Linked DNA regions of Homo sapiens: region 2 is linked to region 1. A link is an interaction called in ENCODE POLR2A ChIA-PET data of the cell type or tissue named here. Cell type or tissue: PC-3. All regions are shown on one strand. Links, peaks and the distances in the headings refer to the core of each region. The heading gives the core; the rest is flanking DNA.

The links. ChIA-PET counts read pairs that join two places held together with the same protein. Peaks named below come from ENCODE experiments on the same cell type or tissue, not always from the same donor. Only the 100,000 strongest peaks of a DNase experiment are listed, where the experiment ranks them.
Region 2: POLR2A ChIA-PET joins it to region 1 with 12 read pairs; 2 of 35 experiments call an interaction of 5 or more read pairs at or near these places.

Annotation. Positions count from the first base shown.
Region 1 is chr2:150,742,544-150,753,547 of GRCh38, reverse strand. No RefSeq gene overlaps it. Among named protein-coding and RNA genes, the nearest start is that of LINC02612, 120 kb to the right of the region's middle. RefSeq lists an enhancer at 2,501-3,016. In PC-3, for the core only: no CTCF peak of the experiment used is centred there; no DNase peak of the experiment used is centred there.
Region 2 is chr2:150,675,783-150,686,786 of GRCh38, reverse strand. No RefSeq gene overlaps it. Among named protein-coding and RNA genes, the nearest start is that of LINC02612, 52 kb to the right of the region's middle. In PC-3, for the core only: no CTCF peak of the experiment used is centred there; a DNase peak (open chromatin) is centred at 5,146; H3K4me3 peaks cover 327 bases; H3K27ac peaks cover 2,973 bases.

The DNA.
Region 1 (11,004 bases), core at 909-8,908:
ATCCTATATAGAAGATTTAGCTCTTCACTTTAGAATGTGGAAATAGTTCATTCTGAGGCTTGAGTGGTGTCTCAGTGGAAACAACAGAGTCCCCTTTCGACAGGCTGTTACATAGATCTACTATATCCTTAAGACAAAAGTGTTTTGGCCAGGTGCGATGGCTCACGCCTGTAATCCCAGCACTTTGAGAGGCCGAAGCGGGCAGATCTCAAGGTCAGAAGTTTGAGACCAGCCTGGACAATATGGTGAAACGCCATCTCTACTAAAAATACAAAAATTAACCGGGCATGGTGGCGGGCACCTGCAGTCCCAGCTACTTGGGAGGCCGAGGCAAGAGAATAGCTTGAACCTGGGAGGCGAAAGTTGCAGTGAGCCGGGATCGCACCACTGCACTCCAGCCTGGGTGACAGAGCAAGACTCCGTCTCAAAAAAAAAAAAAGAAAGAAAAGTGTTTTAAGAAGAGGAGATTTTCAGTAGAAAGTGTTGATCAAAACTTAATTTTTCTGTTGGCACCATCAACTAATAAATTGGCTGCTAGTTGATCAGTAATTTATGACCAGATTAGTTTCTGATTATCTTCTGTCTTCCTCTTTCCTACTCTTCATGGCCCTCAAAGTATAGTCTCAATAACTGGCAAAAACTTCATTTAAAAATAGGTGATCACTTTAACAAAGTAGTTATTAAGCAATAAAAATTCTGCCTTTCTTTTTCTGAAGCAACATTCTATGGATATCAGAAGAATTTTGATGCCAGTTAGTATATGAAAATATGTAAAAGACCTCTGTTTCCATCATGACAACATAAAAAAACAGGATTAAAAAAATATTATACTCTTCAGCTATCAACTAGCAGAGAACACAGTGAAGCCTTGGTGAACTGAATTCTAGAAAGGAATAAGCCACTTATGAGTAAGAGGAGCACCACTGTAGCTTCTATACCTGAGGGCTTTATTTGGGAACATGTGAGTGAAAGAGTAGGTATAACACAGATGGAAAAACTGTAGGGACAAGGAGAAATCAGCTACACCTTTAAAGACAATGTGAGTGGCATAAGAGATTATTATATGAATTCTAAACACAAAAATAAATCACTTGGATTGACAATTCTCTTGTCACACTCCTTGTCAAAATTTCACTGAGAAGATGGCAGTAGAGGAGAAGCTTGAAAGCAAAGTGAATTCATGCAATTTTATGCATTCTTGAGGTGTTTAGGTTTTAGGACCCATGAAAGTTGAATCCAAACATGAGCCAAAGCTGTTTGAAACATTGGTCTATCCCCTATGCTACCTGGCTCAAATGCTGTAAAAACCCAAAATGATTAGCCCCTGAGTGGTAGTGGCGTAGGAGGAGGGTACAGGTAGGGTTAACAAAATGTGAACTTAATCTAATTGACATTATGGTTCAGTCCCAGATCAACTTGACTTTTGAAAAAATTTTAATCATCAACCACTTACTATAATTGTCAGAAGGAAAAGCTTAAATTATCTGGAAAATAAACAAAATAAAAAATAATTATATTTCAGCCTCTTCTTTATACACAATATCTAAAACTCAGTGAAAACATATGAAACATATAAGGAAGTGGGAAAATGTGATCCCTAATCAAGAAAAAAAGTGGTTAATAAGAGCAGACCCATGTAGACTCAACTATTGATAGTAACTGAGGTAATAATGCTGGAGATGTCAGTGTCCTAATCCCTAGAAGCTATAGGAGGAATTAAAGTTGCAGATAAGGTTGCTTATCGGCTGACTTTGAGATGGGAAAAGTATCCAATATAATCAAAAAAGTCCTTATAACCGAAAGTGGCATTGAGAAGAGTGTCCGAGTCAGAGAGAGAATTAAAGATGCTGTGCTGCCGGCTGTTAAGTTGGAGGAATAGGCCATAAACCAAGGAATGAAGCAGCCTGTAGAAGCTGTAAAGAGAAAGGATATAGTTTCTCCCCTAGGATGTCTAGATTCTTCCTCCAGAAGGAATGTAGCCCTGATAACACCTTGATTTTAATCCAGTGAAACCCATCTTGGACTTCTAACCTCCAGAATTATAAAATAATAAATTTGTGTTGTTTAGGCTACTAAATTTTTGGTGGTTTGTTGCAGTAGCAGTAGAAAATGAATATAGCATGCAAAAACTTTATTACTGATATGTTAAAAAATTTACAAGAAAGAATGGATTCAATGAGCAAAGAGATTGAACATTTGGAGAGAAAATAGGAACTATAAAAGAATGAAATGACATTCTAGAACAGAAAAACATAATGTTTGAAATAAAAACGTAATTAGATGGACTGAACAGCAGACTAGCATGCACAAAAACATAGTCAATTTAAAAAGAAGATAAGATGAATTGTTCAAACTGAGTTACAATGAGAAAAGTAAATGAAGAAAATGTCAGAGATTTGTGGAACAATATCATGCAATTGGAGTCCTAGAAGAAAAAGTGATAAGGAAAGTCATATAGATTATTTCAATAAATAATGGTCAAATTTTACCCCAAATTTAACAGATAAACTTAACCCACAGATTTGAGAAGCTCACTGAATGCTAAGTAGGATGAATTGTCACACCACACACACTTATGCATATACGCATGCATGCACAGGCATGTGATAACCAATCTGATGAAATCCAAAGCAAAAGAAAAGTACTGAAAACAGCAAGAGGGTAAGAACACATTACATACAGAGGAGCAATGATTCAATTTATGCCTAACTTCTCATCAGAAACAATAGAAACCAGGAGACAATGGAATGGCATCTCTGAAGCACTTAATAGAACTGTCATGGTAATTCTGTGCATAGATGAAATAATCATTCAAATGTGAAGGCATGTTTTCAGATAAGCAAAACTTGAGAGACTTGTTGTCAGCAGACCAACACAACAGATATTGTAAAGGAAGTTCTTCCATCTAAAGGATCCCATAAATCCAGAAACTAGGATATACAGGAAAAAATAAAGAGTGGTGGGAATGGTAAATGTGTGAGTAAATATAAGAAAATAAATAACATAAGTAAAATTCCTTAATAGGCAAGTGACTGTTTAAGACAAATATGATTACAATTTATCTTATGCTCTATAATTAGTACACAAGAAATATGTGGCCAGGCGCAGTGGTTCAAGCTTGTAATCCCAGCACTTTGGGAGACCAAGGCAGGCAGATCACCTGAGGTCAGGAGTTCAAGACCAGCCTGGCCAACGTGGTGAAACCACGTCCCTACTAAAAATACAAAAATTAGCCAGGTGTAGTGGTGGGCGCCTGTAATCAGAGTTACTAGGGAGGCTGAGGCAGGAGAATCACTTGCACCCAGGAGACAGAGCTTGCAGTGAGCTGAGATTGAGCAACTGTAGTCCAGCCTGTGCAACAGAGTAAGACCCTGTCTTAAAAAAAAAAATCTATGCATATATATATATATACACACATATATATATATATATACACACACACATATATATATATATATACACACACATATATATATAGACGGCATCAAGAACAGGAAATAGGTTATGTTGAAAAATACTACAAGCTTCTTACATTTAAAGTGATAAGATTTTAATTAAAGTTAGATTACTATGAGTTAAGAATGCATTGTGTCATCAGAGCATTTATTAAAGCATTAAGACAAAGATACAGCTAAGGAGCAAATAATGGTGATAAAATTGATAAGAAGCTGATCAAAAGGCAGGAAAAGAAAGGAAGAACAAAGAAGCAACAAATAAGACATATAGAAAACAAAACAAATATGGTAATGATACTCTTCTTTTTTTTTTTTGAGACGAAGTCTTGCTCTGTCACCAGGCTGGAGTGCCATGGCGTGATCTCGGCTCACTGCAACCTCTGCTTCCAGGTTCAAGGGATTCTCCTGCCTCAGCCTCCCGAATAGCTGGGACTACAGGTGCCTGCCACCACGCCCAGCTAATTTTTGTATTTTTAGTAGAGACAGGGCTTCACAATGTTGGCCAGGATGGTCTCCATCACTTGACTTCATGATCTGCCCACCTTGGCCTCCCAAAGTGCTGGGATTACAGGCGTGAGCCACGGTGCCTGTCCACTAATCATACTCTTAAGAAAAGCTTAAGGAATTGTAACTAAGAATAGGTAATTAAAAACTTAAGAATCAATTATTATATTGAAAGTATGTTTTAAAACTTGAAAGGTACAGATTATTAATGGGGATAATAAAGCAAAACCAAACCATATGCTACTTATCACTTTAGATATAAAGACACAGATAGGATTAAGATGTGGAAAATGTATTTCATGCAAATACTAGTTCTAAGAAAGCTTCTATGGCTATATTAATTCAGACAAATTTGATATTAATATAAGGAGTATTACAAGAGATTAAGAAGAACATTGCATAATGAAAGCCAATTTATTGTGAAGATGTAGCAATCTTAACTGTGCATGTACCTCATTAAAACAGAGCTTCAAACTGATGAAGCAAAAAATGTCACAATTAAAGGAAGAAACAGACAAATATTGTAAATTTTAACATTACTTCATCAGCAATTGATAGGACAAATAGAAAGTAACAAAAAAATGGAAAAGATTTTAATAATATACTCAATAAATTTAATATAGCTGCTATCTATAGAACACTATCCTCAACAACTGTAGAATATGTGTTCTTTTTGAAGTACACACGGACTATTCACTTAGATATGCCACAAAACAAGTCTTAAAAATTAAACGAAATAGTACAGGATGTATTCTATGACCAGAACAGAATTAAATTGGAAGTCAATAACAGTAAGATATTAGAAAATCCTAAAATATTTGCTAGTTAATAACACACTGTGAAATAATCCATAGGTCAAAGAAGAAATCACAAGTGAAATTAGCAAATATTTCAAACTGCATGATAATGAAAACACAATATATTTAAATATATAGAATGCATTTAAAGAAGAGCTTTGAGATAAATTTATCTATTTAAATCCTCATATGAGAAAAGAAGAAAGTTTCAAGCTAATAAACTAATAAAAAATTAAATCTCCATAAGTAGAAAGTAGGAAAAGGTAAGTAGAAAATCAATGAAAGAAAAAGGCAAAAGAGAAAAAAAATCAATAAAGCTAAAAGTTCTTTGAGCAGAATAATGATTTTAGAAAATCCTTGCAAAGATAATAGAAGAAAAAGAAGAAAGAGGAAGGAAGGAAGAAGGAGGAGAAGGACGAGGGAGAGGAGGAGGCAGAAGAAGACAGAGGGGAGGGAGAAGGAGAGAGGAAAGGAAAACAATATAAGGAATGAAAGATCCTATAACAATGAAAAGCTTACCAATTAAACATTATGAATAACTTTATGTAATCCGTGAAAATCACAACTTACCTAAACTGATACATCAAACGAAAATATTGATAGACTAATATTTGTTAAGGAAATTGAACTTAAAAATACAAACTCTCCCCCAAAGAAGCCTCCAGGCCCAGATGTCCCACAAGAGAATTCTATCAAACATTTAAGGAAGAAATAATAAAAAAAATTTACCGAAATGCTTTCAGAAGTCATAGGGGAATTCATTTTATGAAACCATAATTTTAATGACAAATACATTACAAAAAGTAACATTACAGACCAAAAATGTATTTCTACAAAAAAAAAATCATTCAAGAAAGTAACTTTTACTCTTGACAAATAGCACCATCTTGGAAGTCAATGTTACTTGTCATTGAAGAAAGGCATCTCATACTGGTGAATTCAGCTCAGTGAAATATCTTCTCTTGTCAGTCAGTGGGTTGTGTCCTCAAACACTGCTTTTTTGGAAGAATATGGGAAAAAGTTACCAGGCTCTGAAAAGCTGAAGCGTGTGTGTGTGTGTGTGTGTGTGTGTGTGTGTGTGTGTGTGTGTGTGTGTATGTGTGTGTGTATTTGTAGGAGTGCCATGAGATAAGATTGTGTACTCTTTTTCTTTTTTTTATTTTTTTTTTAATTAAGAGTACTTCATTTTCTTTCTTTTTTTTTTTTTGAGACAGAGTTTCACTCTTGTCGCCCAGGCTGGAGTGCAGTGGCGCGATCTCAGCTCATTGCAACCTCTGCCTCCCGGGTTCAAGCAATTCTCCTGTGTCAGCCTCCCGAGTAGCTGGGATTACAGGCACCAGCCACCACACCCAGCTAGTTTTTGTATTTTTAGTAGAGACGGGGTTTCACTTGGCCAGGCTGGTCTCAAACTCCTGACCTCAGGTGATCCGCCCATCTCGGCTTCCCAAAGTGCTGGGACTACAGGTGTGAGCCACCATGCCCGGCATGAGTACTTTATTTGAAGTTAGTTGAGTATAAAAAGAATTATAGTGGTACCCTAAAATGGTGACACTGAAAATTCTCTCTTCTGGGGGCTTGGTTTATGATATACTGTATTGGAATCACACAGTAATTTCCAAAGTCTTTTTCTATGAATGCTCATTGTTGCTGCTGGCTCACACATTACCAAAATATGGCAAGACTCAAAATCCAAAAAGCAGGGTCTCTGTGAAGCATTGGAGAATTTTAAAGATTGCACAAAATTTGAATTAAATACATTTTGAGCTTGCTTCTTTTTTTTTTAAATTGACTTTATATTTTAGAGCAGTTTCAGGTTCACAGCAAAATTGAGCAAAAAGTGCAGAGAGTTCCCATACGTCTCCTGCCCCTACACATGCATAGCCTCTCGCATTATCAATATCCTCTATCAGACTGGTGCATTTATATTACAATTGATAAACTTACATTGTCACATCATTATCACCTAAAGTTCATGGTTTACATTAGGGTTCACTCTTGATGGTATACATTCCATGGGTCTAGATAAATATATATTGACAGACATCAATCACTATAGTACCAAATGGAATATTTTTACTGCCCTAAAAATGTTTTGCTTTCTGCCTAGCCATCCTTCCTTCCCTACATTAGTATCCTGGCAACCACTGACCTTTTTACTGTCTCTATAGTTTTGCCTTTTCCAGAATGGCCTTATAGTTGGAATCATACAGTATGTAGCCTTTTCAGATTGGGTTCTTTCACTTAATAATATACACTCAAGTTTCTTCCATGTCTTTTCATGGCTGAATATCTCATTTTTCTTTAGAGCACTGAATAATATTCCATTGTATGAATGTACCGCAGTTTATCTGTTCACTTACTGAAGAACATCTTGGTTACTTCTAAGATTTGGCAATTATGAATAAATCTGCCATAAACATCTATGTTCAGGTTTTTTGTGTGGACATTAGTTATTAGTGTCTTTGGGTAAATATCAAGAAGGGTGATTGCTGAACTTTATGGTAAGAGCATATTGAGTTTTGTAAGAAGCTGCTGAACTGTCTTCCAAAGTGGTTGTTTCATTTTTGTTTCCAGCAACAATGAATGAGAGATCCTGTTACACCACATCCTTGCCAGAATTTGGTTTTGTCAGTGTTCTGGATTTTGGAAATTTTAATAGATGTATAATGGTAGCTCATCGTTGCTCTAATTTGTGTTTCCATAATGAGATATGATGAAGAGCATCTTTTCATATGCTTTTTTTTTTTTTGCCATCTGTGTATCTTCTTTGGTGAGGTGTCTGTTAAGGTCATCGGTTCATTTTTTAAACAAGTTGTTTTCATATTGCTAAGTTTTAAGAGTTCTTTCCATATTTTGAACAACAGTTCTTTATCAGATATATCTTTCACAAATACTTTCTCCCATTCTGTGGCTTGTCTTTTCATTCTCTTGACAGTGTCTTGGTAGAGCAGAAGTTTTAATTTTAATGAAAATTCTTTTCATTAAACTCTCTTTTTCATAAATTGTGCCTTTAGTGTTGTTGTAGCTAAAAAAGTCATCAGCAAACCTAGGGTTATCTAGATTGTCTGGGATGTTATCTTTTAGAAGCTTTATAGTTTTCAAACATTTAGATCTGTTATCCATTTTGAATTCATTTTTGTAAAGAGTGTAAAGTCTCTGTATAGATTCAGTTTTTTTACATGTGGATGTCCAGTTGTTCTAGCACCATTTGTTGAAAAGACCATCTTTGCTCCATTGTATTGCCTTTGCTCCTTTGTCAAAGATCAACTGACTATATTTATGTGGGTCTATTTCTTACCTCTCTATTCTTTTCTATTAATCTATTTGTTACTTTGCCAATACCACCCTATCTTGATTACTATAGCTTACAGTAAGTCTTGAAATTAGGTAGTGTTAGTCCTTCAACTTTGCTCTTCTCCTTCAGCATTGTGTTGGCTATCCTCGGTCTTTTGCCTCTTTCTATAAACTTTAAAATCAGGGGTTGATAGCCACAAGATAACTCCTTTTCAGGGATTTTGATTGGGATAGCATTATAGACCACATTGCAAAGAACTGACAGGTTGACAATACTGAGTCTTCTTATCTATGAACATGGAATAACTCTCCATTTATTCTTTGATTTTGTCATTGCAGTTTTGTAATTTTCCTTATAGATCTTGTACATATTTTGTTAGATTTATACTTTATTATTTCATATATTGGGGTGGCAGTGTAAATGGTATTGTGCTTTTAATTTTAAATCCCGCCTGCTCATTGCTGGTATATATGGAAGTAATTGACTTTTGTTTATTAATCTTGTATGCAACCTTGCCATAATTGCTTATTGGTTCCTGGAGATTTTTTGTAGTGATTCTTTTAGATTTTCTATACAGATAATCATATCATATATAAACAAAGTTTTATGTCTTCCTCCCCAATTTGTATACCTCTTATTTCTTTTACTTGTTTTATTGCATCACTAAAATTTCAAATGTAGTGTTGAAAAGGAGCGAAGAGAGAGGACATCCTTGCCTTGTTTCTTATTTTAGTGGGAGAGCTGATAATTTCTCATCGTTAAATAGTATGTTAACCATAAGTTTTTTGTAGATATTCTTTATGAAGTTATCATTCCTAGTTAACTGAGAGCTTTGATCATGAATAAGTATTGAATTTTAATGCTTTTTCTGCATTTATTGATATGATCATATGATTTTCTTCTTTAGCTTGTTAAAGTGATGAATTGCATTAGTTGATTTTTGAATATTGAACCAGGCTTGCATACCTGGGATAAATCCCAGTTGGCATTATGCACAATTCTTTTTATACATTATTAAATTCAATTTGCTAATATTTTATTGAAGATTTTTGCACCTATGTTAATGAGACATACTGATCTCTCATTATTATTGTGATGTCTTTGTGTGGTTTTGGTATTAGGGTAATGCTGTTTACATAGAATGAGTTAGAAATTATTTATTTTGCCTGTGTCTTTTGAAAAAGACTGTAGAGAATTGGTGTAATTTGTTTCCTTAAATATTTGGTAGAATTCACCTGTAAGCCCATCTGAGCCTGGTGCTTTGTGTTTTGGAAGGTTATTATTCATTTAATTTCTTTAACAGATAATAAGCCTGTTCAAATTGTTTATTTCTTCTTGTGAGAGCTTTGGCAGATTGTACCTTTCAAGGAATTGGTTCATTTTATCTAGGTTATCAAGTCTGTAGGCATAAAGTTGTCCCTTTAGGTAATGTCCTTTTAGGCCCCTCTTTAGGTAATGATTATTTGTGTGTCAACTGTCATAAAATTTATGATAAGTTGTTAATAATCTTGAATGAGATTATTAGGGAATGGGTGTCAATAAACCAAACTTTCTATTCGGACAGAATAAAATAGGATGTTTTTCCGTGTATTGGGACTGTATATCACCATGGATTTTTAATCTTCACAGATATTTACCTTACCATTAGGTATGCTCATTATTTATTTATCCACACATTAAAGAGTCTTTAAGTAACTGTCTTGGGAGAATAAGCTCTATCTTTAGGCTCAGAAACTCTGTGTTAAGTTCAACAGAGTTTGCATAACCTATTAAATACAGGCTGTTCATTCAGGAAAACCAGTATGTTTCCCTTTTGGCCAAAACATATATTTGTAGCTCTCGGGTAAGCTTAGTGTAGCCTCACCTGTGTCAAACTGTTGTATCTCATGTGTGGTCATATTTAAAATATGTATAGCACCAAAAATGTGAGTATTCTGATATCAAACTACTGTATGGTTGTCTTGTTTGAGCCACAGGTCAAAACCATACACATACAGTTGGAGGAGGGGTTTTCCCTGAAGGGACTAGAAAATTGTCATTTTGGCATCAGGAAATAAAGATCTCCATGTTGGCCTTGCACTGAAGGGAGAAAAACTAAACTTCTCATGGAGGTTTAGAGGCAGATTGGCCAAGATCTGAGACCTTGAGGATGCCGGGAACGTTTCTAGTGGTGGAGGTGGGAGTAGGACCAGCTGCCCTTTGGCACATGTATTAAGGCTGGAAGCAAAGGAAGAGAAGACCAATAAGAGTGCCTAGAATAGATGTAAGATTGGATAGGAATTTTAGGCTAATTTATCATTCATTTATTATTTATAAAAGGTTTATCATTTGAACCTTTTATATGATCTTCTTGAAAGTTATTGCCCAGTATCTCCTATGCTGAGAGGATTTTAGAGAAGAGCTAGCACATCTTCAGAGACATACATAAGAGGATAATATTGTTTCCTCTCCCCTGATCTAATTTTCAATATTTTCTACCAGTTATTCTAATTAAGTATCATGGAGCCCAGCACAGAGCCCACGAAGTTCACCTGAGGCAGAGGGGTGGTCAGGTGAGGGGGCTGGATGGGAAACTAAGATGGATTCAGGAGAGACAAAGTACCTTGAAACTTTTAATAAATACTTGGGAAAACTTCAAAAGGAGCTAATTTTAGGCATAAATGCAGAGAAGACTTGAGGCATATAATTGGTATTATACATGCAAATGCAGAGACTCAAGGAGTATCAAAACTGTGCCATTGACATTCAAAGCACCATCACAGTAGATTCTGCTTAGTGAGCTGAATCTCTTACTTGAATGGGCTGAGTTAGGAGGTAGGTCAGTCTGCATGTAACCTTTTTATTTCTGCTGTTATTTCTTTCTTTTCTTGAGCTATTATGATTTTTAAAATATGACTGTTTGTTCTACATCCCCAATTTACCACATTAATGACATTAAGAGAGGTAAGAGACA
Region 2 (11,004 bases), core at 1,466-9,465, 67 kb after region 1:
TAATATTGATTTAATTTGCAGTTTCCTGATCATGGGTGAAACACTTTGGGTCTGTTTTGGGTTTTCTCTTTGAATGGTTGCTTCAAACCCTTTGTACAATTTTTTTTTTTCTCCTGGATTGTTAGTTTTTAAGAGAGTTTAATTGAGTTTTAAATACCAAAATGATGACATATTTATGTCAATAAACCAGCTATGCACACTGGCATCATCTCAATTTCCTAGGTCCTTTAAAGAGTGACTTTAAAAAAACAAAATTTAGAAATACATTTTTGATGCCATGAACACATGAAAAAGTAAATAGGTCTGGTTGCAGGTTATGTTTCCTTAAAATGATTACTGAGTTCTCTTCATATATGCTAACACATCCTTGATCTTTTAAACTGGTTTCGAGGCCATTTAAGATATTTTACACAGTTTGCTATTGGAGATTTCTGAAGAAAAATCTCTGAGACTGATTTATGTAGCTTTGTTAATTGTGTTAAAAAGTCACTTGGATGTATTCCTGGTATTTTACACATTTTATCCACTATCTACTTATGTAAATGAACACCTTTTTGGATTGTAGATGGAGAAAAATCTTTTTATAAGTATTCGACATCTTCTTTCTATACCAATAATTATTTTTGAAAGCATTCCTTGTATCATAAATTATCTATCTTTTCACAGATGATAATTTCTTTCTTATTTTTCCTTTCTTTCCTTTTTTCTTTTTAATTGAGTAGGGCAGTGCTTTCCATGACTGAGAAAGCCATGTTTCTCAATTGTACTCTGCATTTCAGCAAAGCCACTCAGCTTTAAAAAGTCATAGATCACCTCAAATTTTTTTCCTGATACATCTTGAATGACACAGACATAGTTCCCGTTCATTGCTGCTGTGCATGTAAGTCAGATAGCAGTGAGGTAGTTTGGATAAATGTACAATTAACTGGATTTAAGGTTGCTTGTTTATAGATATATTTTGAGACAGTATCAAGTATCAAGATCTTCTTGAAGGCATAATAAATTCAGTAAGCATCAGTGCGAAAATGTCCTTGGATTTTATGTATAACAAGGATAACTGGAAGTCAAATCCAAAGTAAGCATGACCAAAAACAGAGAGAGGGCAAATTGAAAAGATTTTGAAACAGATGCAAAAGTATGAGTCCATTTTGGAGACAAATGTAAAATGCATAGAAATCAAGAATAGTTAGAAAGGGAGCTGCTTAAAGTCACCTTCTGGAGGAAGACAATACACATGAATTATGTGTATACAAATACACATAAATTTGGTTGTGTTTGGTAACACAACCAAAGTGTGTCTTCAAGAGGCTTGAGGGCCAATGATTAAGTATCATAACCATATTGATGCTGTGAAAATAGGCAAAGTTCTTCTGATGTAGTAGAACTCTTATAAAATCACTACAGCAAATGATGAAGTCTGAATGATAGCTATAAATCACATTCAGTCTGAATGCTTTTGAAAACATAGAGCTCCACAGTAAATTTCTAAAATGAGTCAATCTATCTGGTGGAAGAGGGAGAGACAAAGTAGAATCCAACTGTGTTTTATGTAGGTTATGCTGGAGGAATAATTTTTAGTGAGAAATTTGCAAAAATCCATTGAGGTGGCATAATAAAGGAGAAGTGTTCAGAGAGTGCCAGAGGATCAATGTGGAAATATATCTATTAGCATTAGCAGGAGTACTTAACCATTGGAACAGAATTCAGAGCAAGTAATTGACATATTAGCCCTCCATAGTCAAAGGTATATTTTTTAAAAACATCAGTACAGGTTCAGTAGACGTGACCCAGGAGGCCTTAGGAGGTCCTACCATCTGTGACTAATTTTATGAAACATTAAGCAGCACTTTACCTAATCTCTTTTTATGAAGTAGAAGCCTTTGAATTTTGTACTTCATTGTCTCTGTAAAGCTGCATTTATATGGTTTCCGTACATCGTCTAATTCTCATAGAGAATTAAAAGAAAGCAGTAAAAAGAATCTCTATATAATCTTGTGATAGTTATCATCCTTGAACTTGGAATACACATTTTTATTATGGATCTGTGGATAAATGTAAATATCTTCAGTGTTTTCTCTTTGGTATCTCTAAGTACCCAGCGCAAGAGTGAGAACACAGAGTTGACCTAGATCCTTGGGGAAGCTGAGGGAGAATGGTACACAAAGAAATCACCTTGGCCTTGACATTTATGAGAACTTTGCTTTCTTTTTTGCAACAGACCAAAGTTTAGCTTAATATTACATCACATTTTAAATGACTTGTAATCAAGTAAAATTTGTGCTTCCCTGAGATGTGTACATTTAACTCATGTCTTAAAACCCCTAGTAAATTTGGCAACCCTTCAGAGTGCTGCCTGCCCCAGTCTGAGAAGTGTAAGAGTGAAGGAACTGGTGCTGCTGTATAAGATCATTCACTTCATAAATCCTTGACGAGGACTGACAATATGCCCGCCACTAGGTGAGGCTGGGGATACAACAGTGAACAAGACACAAGATTTAGAGCAGGAGTGTCCAATCTTTTGGCTTTCCTGAGCCATATCGGAAGAAGAATTGTCTTGGGACACACATAATATACACTAACACTAATGATAACTCATGAGCTGAAATAAAATTGCCAAAAAATCTCATAATGTTTTAAGAAGGTTTACAAATTTGTGTTGGGCCATGTTCAAAGCCTTCCTGGGCTGCATGTGGCCCATGGGCTGCAGGTTGGACAAGCTCGACTTAAGAGTTTAGTGGCAACCAGTTTTTACCTGCAAATATTTCTTCCCAGAGCATAGATAAACACTCATGCCAAAATGGCCAGACACAATGGCTCGTGCCTGTAATCCCAGCACTTTGGGATGCTGAGGCAGGTGGATCACATGAGGTCAGGAGATTGAGACCAGCCTGGCCAACATGGTGCAACACCATCTCTACTAAAAATACAAGAATTAGCTGGGTATGGTATGCATGTCTATAATCCCAGCTACCTGGGAGGCTGAGGCAGGAGAATCACTTGAACCTGGGAGGTGGCAGTTGCAGTGAGCTGAGATTGCACCACTGCACTCCAGCCTGGGCAACAGAGTGAGACTCTATCTCAAAAACAACAATGACAACAATGCAAAAATGCCAGTGAGTGTACTACCTACTGGAAGGGATGATGGTTGACTTCAGAGGCTGAAGAGATCTTCAAGCAATAGAAGCTTGATGTAATGTCACTTGCATGTGGGTGTCAGCCACCAATAGGATCGACACTGCAGGGCAACACCTTTCAGGACTTTAGTTTCTCCAAGCACTAGACTCTCCCCTTGGACGAGTCCAAATTGTGTTCCCAAACAGGCCAAATTTTGTTCCCTCTAAATTCATATGTGGAAGCCGTAACCCCCAGAGTGACTATTTTTGAAGATACAGCATATTTAAAAAGGTAATTAAGGCTAAATAATGCATAAAGGTGAGGCCCTAATCCAATAGGATTGGTATTCTTATAAGAGGAAGAGGTACCAGAGTTCTGTCTCTGTCACGAAAAAAAAAAAAACAAGTCACTGATGCATTGAAGCCATCTCCTCAGTGATGGTCAGGTGATAAAACTATAAAAATAATTGTGCTTGGATCATTTTGCCTATTAAGTACTGATATCTAAAAATTGTACTTCTTAGAAAATTGTATTTAAAAATTATGCGGCCGTATTACCTGTTGCAATCAATGTTGTGGTCCACATTGATTGCTTAGCATGGTGCTCTTACCAAATCTGCAGGCTTACCTCAAATGTGCGTACTTGAGAGACGTAACACAGTTTCTTTAAGTTAATTTGAATTTATATGCACAAACTACAACATATGGCCAGTTTAAATAAGCATTGGTTTGGGGGTATTGTAAACACATTTGATAAACTACTTTAAATCCTATTTTGAATATATAGCGTACTGTTCTCCCATCTGGCTCTTCCATGCAATTTCTGAAGTTTTAATGTCAATTTCTACTCAGCTAGCTGATATGTAGCATGCAGACTTGACTTAGGCCTCTCACACATTTCTGTTACTTATTCTGGGTGTTGCATGCCCTCAAGGAGCTCTGTAGTTCCTTGGCAAAGTTTTTTCTTTATAGAGAGGGCTTGGCCTTGCTTCCTTTCTAAGTAGGTTCATTTTAAAGGATGTTCTTTCCCAAGGTGGAAATAATTTTCCTGGACGCAAGACAAACTGGTTGTTTAAAGGAGCCAGACACTTCTGCCTGCTAACTTTTTTGAGCCCCCATCACTTTCCACCAAAACAAACACAGGATAGGCCATATAAGACAATTATCTTCGTAGACAATATAAACAAACATAGTTGACCACTTATTAACTATGCCTATCTAACCTGTCTCCAGAAAGCAGTTTATAATGAGAAAAATATACAATAATGTTGATAAAATTAACATAAATTAAATATATGAATTAAAAAGAAACCACCATATGCTAATCACTCAGCCTGATGAGCCACTATGATAAAGATTACATTTATCTCTGAGCCTCCTGGAAGTCAAAGAAAAAGCAGATGAGCTATGAGCTCCTCCAGTTGATGATGGGGCAATGATAATTTTTTACTGCCTGTTGTGTGACACCTTTGTCCTAACATACATCTTCCAGCCACCCCATGAGACTAGTCCACCATCCTCATTTTAATATGAGGAAGTAGATACTCATAAAGGGAAAATGCCTTTATCAAGGAGAAATAGCTAGAAATCTTGGAAATAGTTCAGGTATGGCTGTATCCCACTTTTGTTCTTTCTAAAATCCAGGAGCATGGTATTAAATTTTAACTTAATAAAGGTATGTCTGCAGATTCTCCCTTGATATCATTGCCTGGGAACAGAAAATAAAAATATGATATTCAGGAGTATATTATAGTAGTTTGTAGGCAATTGTTTTTCTTCCTATGACCAATACCCAGTGGTAATGTACTCATCAGTTTCCACTTACCAGAATATCAGGAAAGTGAAACCATCCCTATAAAGTTTATAAAATTAATCAGGGAAGAAGAGAGGGGGAGAAAAAAATAAACCAAGCTTACAGCACACTTAGCATTAATCATTAGGTCAGCTGCTCTCTGACCCACTTCCTCATAGTCATTTGCTGCCTATTACCTCAGAATCACATTAGACCCTGTCCTAGGATTATAGTTCCCCTTAACTGCTCTGTAGATAACATCTTAAGCATTGTGAAACATTAAATTTTCCATTTGAGAGATTCTTTCAGGCCCTGCCTACTGATGAAATCACTGATGTCAGCTGGTCTGAAGGACCCCATGACATACTGACTCACTGAATAATACGGTTTCCACATCCTGACGAGTTCATCCCCTTACCCTGACTGATAAATGATCCCAGTTTTCCAGCCCTTTGCCCTCCATGATCCTCTTAAAAACTCCTAAGGGAGATGCATCTGAGGGTCCCTCTCATCTCCTTGTTCAGCTACCCTGTGATCATTAAATGCTTTCTTTGCTGCAAGTCCTGCTGTCTCAGTGTGTTGGTATGTTACTGTGCAGTGGGCATGCAAACCTGATGGTCCTGTAACTAAAGGAAGTTTGCTAGAGGGAGGAAATGTGTTGAGAGCATGAGTCTCTTCTTCTTATATATGTGTTTTCCACATTCCAATAAAAAATTAATTAATTTCTTTATTACTTACCTGGTGTACAAGTTTCCTTGGGCTGCTGTAAGAAATTACCATACTGGGTGGTTTAAAACTACAGGGATTTATTCTTTCATGGTTCTGAAGGCCAAAATCAAGGTGTAGGCAGGGAAGCATTTTCTGCTGATGCTCTAGGGGAGAAGCCATTCTTTGCCTCTTCCAGCTTCTGGTAGCTGTTGGCATGTCCTGACTTATAGCTACATCACTCCAATCTCAGCCTCTGTAATCATATCACCTCCTCTTCTTCTGAGTGTCTGTATCTGGTCTCCCTCTGCCTCTCTCATGGGGACACTTGTGGTAGCATTGAGGATTCACTTGAATAATCCAGGATAAGCTCCTCCTCTCAAGATTCTTAACTTTGTCACATCTTTTGCCATAAAATATAATGCCCTTTTGCCATTTTTTAAGCTTACCGCATCTGTGACCTTTGGCCCAAAAGATTCACATCTGTCCCACATGTGAAATATATCCACCTAATTCCAACATTGTAAAAATTCTCAATAGATTTAAGCATCTATTCAAGTCCAAAAATCTCATCTAAATATCATCAGTTCAAAAGTCCCAAATATCATTGCTATGGTCTGAATGTTTGTGTCTTCCCTAAATTCATATGTTAAATTCTAATCACCAAGGTGATGGTATTAGAAGGTGAGGCCTTTGGGAGGTGATTAGGTTAGGAGGGCCCTGTCCTCCTGAAAGGGATTATAAAAGAGGCCCCAGAAAACTGCTTTGCCTCCTTCCATCATGTGAGGATGCAGCAAGAAGGCACCACCTGTGAATCAGAAACTAAGCCCTCACCAGACTCCAAATCTGCTGCCACCTCAGTCTTAAACCTTCTAGCTTCTAGAACTGTAAGAAAAAAAATTCCTGTTGCTTTTAAGCCATCCAGTTTTTTGGTAATTTGTTACAGCAGTCTGAATGGACTAAGGCAATCATCATCTAAATCAGGTATGGGTGAGGGTCTGGATATGATTTATTCTGGGGCAAAATTCTTTCTGTCTGCCTAGGAAATTAGAAAATAAGTTATCTTCTTTCAAAATGTAATGGTGGGAGAGACAGTTATAGACATTTTCATTTCAGAAAGGAGAAAATGGAAAGAATAAAATGGTAACGGGTTCCAGGTAAGTTGAAAATTGAGCAGGACAAATTCCATCAGGTTTCAAGGCATGAGAATCCTCTGTGACTCACAACTGTGTATGCCTCTGCATTAATGTCTACTCTCAGAGTCATTCTTTTTCTTGGAGGGTAGCACATATTTTTAGCTAATTAGTTTTATCAGCATGTTTTTTGCATGTAGTATTTTGGAGTCCAACAGTATTTCTTCATGTTGTCTTTGTCTTTCTCAATCGAACTAACAATGTTTCTGCTAATATAATATTCTTGAAAACCTGTGGGTCTTCCGTGAATTTCACAGGAATACACAACATGAGACAACAACACTCTCCACAAATCGTCCCCGGATAATCTCATCTTGATTCTTGGCTTCCACTGAGACGACTGAGTGGATCCATGAGTCACACGCCTAATCTCTTTAGTTAAAAGGTGTCCAACTACACCCTTGGCTTTCTCTCCAGAGCGTGCTTTCCTAAAAGTGAATCTTCTAATTTTGGCATTGTTTTCAACCTGTAAAGGCTGATAATTTCTCATGTCAATATCTGATTCATTTTTGCTTAACTGTTCTTTCCTCAATTTATCTCTTTCCTCTCTCATTTTACTATATGCAGCAAGAAAAACCCAGGGCACACCTGCAATACTTTGCATGGATATCTCCTCAGCTAAATGTCCAAGTTTATCACTTACAGGTTCTGCTTTTCATATAACTGTAGGATGCAGTTTGGTGAAATTTTCTGCCACTATGTAACAAGAGCCACCTCTTCTTCTATTTCCAATAACATGTTCCTCATTTCCTTTTGAGTTCTTGCCAACCGTACCTTTAACATTCATATTTCTATCAATATTCTGTTCATGAAAATATATATATTTGCTTAGAAAATAGAAGCTTTCTCTACTGTGCTGCTTCTTCCCTCTGAGCACTCATTAGCAGTGTCTTTTAGTTCTATATTTCCTTTAACAATCTGCTCAAAGCAATTTAGAATTTTTCTGTCAAGCACCTCATAATTCTTCCAGACTTTACCCATTGTCCAATTCTAAAGCCGCTTTAAAATGTTTAGGTATTGTTACCACAGCACCCCACTTCCTGGTACCAAGATCTGTATTAGTTTACCTCCAACTGGGTGGCTTATGACTACAGGAATTGAGTATCTCACAGTTCTGGAGGTTAGAAGTGCAAGATCAAGGTATTACCAGGACCACATTCCCTATGAGGCTCGAGAGGAGAATCCATTCTTTGTTTCTTCCAGCTTTTGGTAGCTGTTGGCATTCTTTGGCTTGAAGCTACATCACTCCAATCTCCGCCTCTGTGGCCATAGCACCTCCCCTTCTTTTGTGTGTCTATCTGATTTGCCTTTGCCTCTCTCCCATAAGGACTTTTGCGATGCCATTTAGGGCCCACCTGGGTATAACCCAGAATGAGATTGTCCTCTCAAGATCCTTAATGTAATCACATCTTTATTCGTATAAGGTAATATTTTATACTTTAATATAAAGTATACTTTAATACTTTAGCCAGTAAGGAAATATTCACAGGTTCTAGGGATTACAAAGTAAACATATCTTTTTTGTTTTTGCATGGGTTGGGGAGGATATTTATAGCCTACTGCACCCTATAACATCATTAACACTCAGGGGCAAGGGGATTTTTGTAAGAATATGCCACCAGAGGTAGATTTGTTTACTTTTTAAATTTTTTAATTTTTTTTGAGACAGGGTCTGGCTCTGTTGCCCAGGCTGGAGTGCAGTGGTGTGATCTGGGCTCACTGCAGCCTCCACCTCCCAGGCTCAAGCAATCCTCCTACCTCAGCCTCCCAAATAGCTGGGACTACAGGTGCATACCATTATGCCCAGCTAATTTTTTTTTTTGTAGAGATGGGGTTTCATCACACTGACCAGGCTGATCTTGAACTCCTGGGTTCAAGCAATCTGCCTGCATTGGCCTCCCAAAGTGCTGGGATTACAGGCCAGAGGTAGATTTAATGTGCCTGATCAGTTAGCTCTTGTTTAGAGAACAGATTTGGATTTTAAACCTAAAAGGCACTCTACATAGATTTCAATACTAGATAATAGAAAGGAAAGCATAGTTATTATTTTACGATGAGGCTTATGCCTGTTTATACAGGGGATATATAAGACTTGAATGTTCAGGACAAGTGTAAGAAAGCGGAGAGGCAGAGGCAGAACTGGGCAGCCTGTTGCTATGGAGATACAATTAGTATTTCCTTTGACTTCCCTAAGAAACCCTGCAGCCAACTTTTCTACATGCAGATATTTAGCACAGTTTGACATCCTCTCTAGTTTCCCTTGATCACACAAAACGTATTCCCCTCTTCAGCAGAGAAGCCTCTATTGAGGTTATTCTACCCAACAAAGATCTTCCTGCTGCTCATCTTCTTCCTCCCCCAACACACACACACATCTACACACATGCACATGCCTGCTTGCTTTTTGCCCTCTGTTATTGTAATCCGGCAATTTAAAATCTTTGGTGCACATCATAATCCCATGCTGAGTTATTTAAGGAAATAAATGTCCAGGTTTAGCCATAAAATAGCTGAATGAAAATCTCTGGGGATGAGGTCCAGGTACAAGTACGCTGACAATCTCCATAGGAGACTGGGATATCAATCAACATATGCAAACACTTGTACTAATTTACTTTCAAACCTCCTGACTGTCAACCCTAAGTCACTGTGTTAAGTCACTTGCCAATACCATTTCTCTCCCATTTCTTTTGAACTTTGCCTTCAACCCCTGTAATTGGTATTCTCAAACAAAGTCTCTAATATTGCACTTTGAAGCTAAATGCTTGCTTATGCCTAATACCTGTAGTCAGACTGCCCTAGTGGCAGCCCCTGACCAGCCAATGGGGCATTCACCTGTCACCTAGTTTGTATCCTGCTGACTGCTGAATGCCAAATGCCCAGAATTCCTTCTGCTACCTAATGACACACCTTTCCCTGACTCTCTGTGGAACCGTGAGGACTGGGTATTACTTCTAACCCATGGTAATACCCGATCTTGTCATTAAGTCCTGTCTTATCTTTAAGGAAGCACTGGCAGGAAAAGAGGCAAGATTTCAACCATTGCAGCCCTTACAGAAGCTGCCAAACCCAAATCAAAACACCAACTTGGAACCTAAGCCATTACGGTCAGTTAGCTACATTCTCTTCTCTACAAAAAAAAAAAAAAAAAAAAAAAAAGTACTGAGATAAGTGCCCCATGAAGTACATATAACATTGTTACATTATCTACTTACTTGTCTGTATTTCTACTAGAGTGTATATCCTGAAAAAAAAACATACTCATTTTTTTACTATTATAGTCTCCATATCCCACATGGCACCCAGCATATAGTAGTTATAATTAATATCTTTTTGATAAATGAATGAATGATTTGGTAGAGACATTATAGTTAAAAGACTTTTTATTATCCCTACCTCCCTATCCAGTAATTGACTTTCCTCCCCTGTGGCTGCCTCAAGTGAATTTAGGGAATAAAGTTCATGTAACCTATGGCCTCTCACGTAATATAGTCTGAAGAGCCAGTACTTTCCACCTAACTAGCCCAATTATGCCCAAACATTAATTGTCCGTGGTCCATGGAGCCTTCAGTAGTCTATCACACTACATTACATTGTCTCTCATTGATGGGTTACCACAATCTAGAAGTTTTGAGTAGTGTCATTTAAGAAGTGCAACATTTCTCCCCCTTGAAATTGCCATTGAATCCTGCAGATTTGTATTAGTTTGTTCTGGCTGCCATAGCAAAATGCCACCAATTGGGTGGCTTAAAAACAGAAATGTATTTTGTCACAATTCTGGAGGCTACAGACCTAAGATCAAGGTGTTGGCGGGGTTGAAGCCTGAAGGCCTCTCTCCTTGGCTTACAGATAGTCATATCCCTGTGGCTTCTCATGGTCTTTCCTCTGAGTTTATCTGTAGCTTAATTTCCTCTTCATATAAGGATATCAGTCAGATTAGATTAGGGCTCACTCAAATGACCGCATCTTAATTTAAGTAATTTTAAAGACCTTATCTCTAAATACAGTCACATTCTGAGATACTGGGGGTTGGGATTTCAAGATATGAATCTTGGCAGGGGTTGGGGGCATGATTCAGCCCATATCATCTCCATATGCCACAACAATAGCTTCCCTCCATGATCAGCACACAACAGTTGTGGGGCCCACTTATTTATCCCACTCTAGAATAAGGGTCTAGTTTACTAGAGGAAATAGATCA